Linked DNA regions of Homo sapiens: region 2 is linked to region 1. Evidence: chromatin contacts called from ENCODE Hi-C or POLR2A ChIA-PET data. All regions are on one chromosome and are shown on one strand. The core of a region is the stretch at or near the end of the contact, and the rest is flanking DNA. Distances in the headings are between cores, read along the strand shown.

The links. A loop is a pair of places that touch in the nucleus more often than their neighbours do. ChIA-PET counts read pairs that join two places held with the same protein, here RNA polymerase II (POLR2A). Pooled maps may share reads with other maps.
Region 2: a map of sciatic nerve shows a loop between it and region 1 (27-fold over the local background). The contact joins two enhancer-like sites. A Hi-C loop is called at or near these places in 1 of 168 maps with a recorded cell type or tissue (sciatic nerve) and 1 of 50 pooled maps. POLR2A ChIA-PET finds 5 or more read pairs at or near these places in 1 of 52 experiments (OCI-LY7).

The regions. Positions count from the first base shown.
Region 1 is chr7:139,094,072-139,096,771 of GRCh38, reverse strand. All of the region lies in intron 1 of ZC3HAV1 (zinc finger CCCH-type containing, antiviral 1), which reads left to right. Among named protein-coding and RNA genes, the nearest start is that of ZC3HAV1, 14 kb to the left of the region's middle. Within about 2 kb of position 1,376, at least 17 of the 41 ENCODE cell types and tissues checked have a DNase peak (open chromatin) inside an H3K27ac peak, as active enhancers do; they include OCI-LY7, where a contact is called at or near this core.
Region 2 is chr7:144,811,796-144,814,495 of GRCh38, reverse strand. All of the region lies in intron 2 of TPK1 (thiamin pyrophosphokinase 1), which reads left to right. Among named protein-coding and RNA genes, the nearest start is that of TPK1, 23 kb to the left of the region's middle. Within about 2 kb of position 1,420, at least 5 of the 41 ENCODE cell types and tissues checked have a DNase peak (open chromatin) inside an H3K27ac peak, as active enhancers do; they include OCI-LY7, where a contact is called at or near this core.

The sequences.
Region 1 (2,700 bases), core at 127-2,626:
GGGGTACACTTCCTGGAAGACTGCAAATGCAGAGTTTTATGTGGCTTTCGAGTTTGAGGGAGTGAGTAAAAGAAATGAATTTTTTAGTTCTGAATAAATGAAAGATTTTTCTTTAAGTGATCTTTCTCAGAGATTAGGGGTTCTATGACTTTTATGTGACAGACCAAAAGACATAGGAAACTTTTGGCATCCTAGGTACCAAGTCAATAAATATTTATTGAGCACAAACTTTGTGTCACAAATGATAGACAATTCTAGAGGCTTCTACCCCTTCCTTTGTCACTCACAGGATCCTGAAATACTGTCAACCAGTTAATTAATCTCTCTCTGGTTAATATTTGTTAACTTTCAGAGGGACTTATGCTGGGAAGTATTGTGGCGGGTGGTGGGGAGAAGCCAGCCTGTGAGAGGAGAGGGGGCTTGTGTGAACTACTTTCTCTGATCATCAAGATTTTGGTGGTCGGGTACGGTGGCTCACGCCTGTAATCCCAGCACTTTGGGAGGCTGAGACGGGTGGATCACCTGAGGTCAGGAGTTCAAGACCAGCCTGATCAACATGGAGAAACCCCGTCTCTACTAAAAATACAAAATTAGCCGGGAGTGGTGGTGCATGCCTATAATTCCAGCTACTCGGGAGGCTGAGGCAGGAGAATCACTTGAACCCGGGAGGCGGAGGTTGCGGTGAGCTGAGATTGCGCCATTGCACTCCAGCCTGAGCAACAAGACTGGAACTCCGTCTCAAAAAACAAACAAACAAAAAAAAACATTGTAGCAGTAACGCCACCACCTGCGGCCATCTACTCTCCTTTTTCTCAGTCCTGATGTGGACCTAGGGCAATGTTTCTCAAACTTTGCTGCATGTTGGGATCACTTAGGAAATCTTTAAAAAATACTGATGCCCGTCTCCTACCTTCTGATTTAATTAGGGTTTGAATTGGACTTTGGGATTTTGTTTTTTTAAGTCCCTAGATGGTTTTTAATGGGCAACAAGCTTGTGAACCATGAACTTAGGGGACTAGAGAAGTCAAGACTGGAGAGACTGTCCATAATAACAGAAAGATGATATTTTGGTGGCACCGGTGCTGTTTGTCCCACTCTTGGTACAACTGTAGGGTATGTGCGGATTCTTGGCCTCCGGCCTCCCCTATCCTCAGCGGGCCCAGCCTCCTCTGCTCTCCAGTCTTGCAAGGCCCTCGGTGCTTTCCTCTTCCTCCTCGGTGCAGGCTGTGGCTTGCCGTGGCTGCAGCCTTAGGTTCACCATTTTCTGCAGTGAGCTGGGGCTCTCTTTGTGCCTGCTGTGTTCTGGGTAATACAGTTGTGGTTAAAGGAAGCTCATTTTTTTCGGCTCCACCCTCTGTGTCTCCCCACATCCTTCGTTACCCTGCTCATGTGATCTCGTCTGGTCTATTCTGTTTCTCCTCCATCTCACTAGGGGCTCTAGAGGCAGTAAACCATCCCTACCCTCTAATAACACGGCAATTTAATCTTGAATATCAGAAGTACAAATATGGGGAGTAGGAGCCTCGTGGCTTTAAAATAATATCGCGTTAGGGTTGGTTTTGACTGATGACATTTTATTCTTTAGCTCAATGTTCTCTAGATTTTATCTTTCACACATCCTGGTTCCTTTTTTACCTGGCTTATATCATGGTGAGTGATTTCCTGTTTTCTATACAAATCAACGATCTTTTTGTTTTTGCCAACCCTATTAGGTGTTAGGGAGCAGAGGGGATGAAGGAGAGAAGGGAAGGAGTACTTCGATATAATTACTGTCCAAAAAAAAAAAAAAAAGACTCGGGTTACTGTCTCTTTTTGGTCTGACTGTTGAGTTCAGAGCTAGTCCTGTGTTTACCGATTTGTGAAGTGCAAGAGCTCCGAGGTGAACATCCAGTTCAGGAATCTAACTCAGAATCAAATCTGACAAGCGCATCCAGTGATTCTCAGCTCAGACTGCACGTGGGAATCACCCGGGCTCCCACCGCAGTAAGATGAAGCCAGTCTCCAGGGTGTGGCCCAGGGTTAGGTTATTTTCAACACTGCCCAGTTGATCATTATGTGTAGCCAGGAATGAGAATCACTGTGCAGGCTAGTTGTTTAGACTGCACCCGTGGTGAGAGAGAGCGCTTATTGCCTGGGCTAAAATAACATTTTGTTCTGTGGCTGGAAGAGAAAAGTGAAAAGGTCGTTTGTTTTTAGGCTTTTGGCCTGAGCTCCTTAAAGAGAGACAATTCTGCTCCTTTCAAGGATGTCTTTGCTGTTTTTTTTTTTTTTTTTAAGTTATCACCTCCTACTGCAACTCGCCCTCTTTGTTTGAGGTTTATCTGCTCCAAGTGTGGGTAGCATTCTGCAAACGCTTGTTTTGTCCTGGGAAATTCATAATAATTAGTAGGAGAGCTCTTTTTGTACTGGCGAGAGGGGAGTTCCCACAGCTTCTAACCAACCTTCTGTAGGACCTGTTGTCCTTTTTGGGGAGGTGGCCCTGAGCTGCCTATACTCCAAGTATGTTCGTAAAACCAGATTGTTAGACATGCAAATTCTTGGCCTCCAACCCTAGATTTACTGATTCAGACACTCCAGGGTGGGGGCCCAGGAATCTAATGGACCTCCTGTCTAGGTGATGCTGATGCATCCTAAAAGATTGAGAATCACCCTGGGATGTCTGGGATGGGGCCTGAGAATTTGCATTTCTGAAAACCTCCC
Region 2 (2,700 bases), core at 171-2,670, 5.7 Mb before region 1:
TACACAGTGTTATTCTAGTCAACTGCATTAGATAGCATCTGGGTGAATGTTATATAAATAGCCTGCTTACTGAAAAATTTCAGTGCATATTACAGTTTATAATATGTTAAATAAATAATCTATTTAGGAAAAAATGCTGTCAAGGTATAATGAAAATGTAAATATATTCATTACTTTGTGTTAGTGCTATGGCTACTAAAAACATCAGGTTTTAATGTATGTCTCAGGAGGATTTAACAAGTAACAAAAGTCAGTGGGTCTAGGAAGTATTAATTGCTGGTTTGAGTTCATCAAAGTTAGGTCTAATTAAGGGTTCACTTAAAGAGGACAAAATGGGATCTCAGAAAAGTTATAAAAAAGTTTTTTCATTAGTTTAGCGATATAACTTGAAATTGGACCTGGAATGGCTACCTGCACCTTATAAGTTACAGTAAGCAGTATTAATACAAAAATAAAAAAGATTGATTACAGATTATTCCTGGCCTTCTCCCCTTTCCCTTTTCCCTCTTCTCAGCCTTTTAGATTTTTTTTTTACTTTTCCTGTCTTTGAAGCTTCCTTTCAATGTGCCCTGGATCTTAAGGATTTGTGTATTGAGATATAAATACAGGGAACTAAAGAAGTCCTCAAAACAGGTTATTAAAATGGAATGAAGATATATATGATATATATAAAAAGTTCTCAAAGTCACTTGTAATATAAATTGTCCCTTTGTCCAAACCACCACCTGCCCTATTTTAGCCCTACCTCATCACAGAATCTTTGACGAATAGTCGGTTTTAAAATACAGGATTCTGTCAATAAATTACTTATAGGAATATGTTCACTCTGTTTTTGGCAAAACTAGAAGGTGTTTGAAAACACGGAAATGAATCCAAAACCAATTACCGTTATGTCATCAATATAGGATTCGTGGTAATATGTGCTAAATGCTTTATTCTGCCGTGTAATAGCATACGAGAAAGGGCTGTGGGTCATGCGCATTTTTTAAGTTGTTGTATGCAGGTCCTGTGAATTTTAAGTCAGTTTTTGGCCTTTGTGCATAGTTGAAGATAAGATACTTGCTTGGTTTAATTTGTTTTTTAAAGTTAATGGTGAATGGTTGAGCCTGGAAAGTGTCAGGTTTACCTTAGTAAAAGAAATTTATTAGCTATGCTGATTAGCTCTAATTAAGTTTAAATGTGCGCAGACAGTTTTATCCAAAGTCTCTGTTGTGTTTGTAGTTTTAAACTCAGAATATATTTTCTCATGGAAATGAAATTACAATGTTGGTTAAGGTCTTAGACTGCCTTATAAAACTCACTCAATGCATAATGTAGCAGGATTTTAGAACTTTTGGCAATCAGATATGCTTCCTGGCTTCTGAATTTTTGGCAGGAAGTGTGAGATTGAGACTCCGGAAGTGGCAGTGGTAACAGGTTGTTAAGGCAGTGGAGGAAGTGTCCCCAGGTTCCAAGCATGACAGAAGCTGTGGCCCTTTAAATATGTGGGTTCTAAACCTGGTTGGTTGCCTGTATTATATATTCCAGCCCATTTTTCTTTGAGCCTCACTTCATGTATTAAAGCTCTACTTTCCCAGTAAATCACAGGCTGCATTATAATATTTTAGTTTTTCTTTATTCCTTCACGTAGTCATTGTGCATGAGCAATTCTAAGTTTCAATTGTGAAAGCTAATTATAATGTGAAACTGAAATCTCTGTGTTCTTGAAGAAGCTTGGAATATATTGACAGTTTTTTCTTTGAGAATTACTTTAATTTCTTTTATCTTTGTTCAGTATCTTAAGCTTTTAAAATAAGGACTAATTTTCAGAAGAGCTGTTCTTCTTTCCCGTAATGTCAGAATCTCACATAGTGATAACAGGCTAAATTTTCACTGAGGGTTGAAAAGCAATTCTTCTCCTTTTTTAATGGCAACACTGTCAAACTCGTGGTAGAATGATACAAATAATTCTTGTGGGCTGTAACCATTACTATCCTACACATGTAATTTCAGGTGTATTCAGTCTTTATGCGAGCTTGAATTCTAGGCAGCTGATCTGATAGTTTGCACATGCCAAGATTTTAAAGTTTATTATATTTTTATTGAAAGTTCTCATGTATCCAGTTGGTTTAAAAAATGATGTTTTAAAATGTGAATTCCTGCAGAGCTGAATTCTATGCTGTTGAATGCCCATACTCTACATAGAAATGGTAACGTTTCCAAGGGATGAAAAATAGGCTGAATTACTCTAAATTAAAGGTTTCCTGGTTTTTTATCTCTGGCATGTTTCTTCCATCCAACAAAATGGTGGTAGAGAGTTTCTTCTGAAGCTATAAACTTTAAATTTCCTTTACCTTTTTTTTCCCCAAACTTGCCTCTATGTAAGGCTATTTCGATAATGCTGTGGTCAGCTCTTGAGAGTACAAGATTTCTTTGCTGTAAAGAGAAACAATACTGGGATGTGGATGCTATATAAAGGAAGCTTTGGCTTAGTTCAACAGTGATCTCATAGCTACAGTTTTTGTGTGGCTTATTCCGACTATAATTTTTGGCTGTGCTCTGGATGTCATAACATTAATTTCAGGTTGAAATGGCTGTCGAAATTCAGATTTGGCATTTCTTTTCTCTAGATTTTGCCCAGCACATCTTTGTCCTTGTAGGAAGGATACTCCTCTATTGTTATTCTGCCTTTTTATAATCTTCCTATTTTTGAGGTGTTGG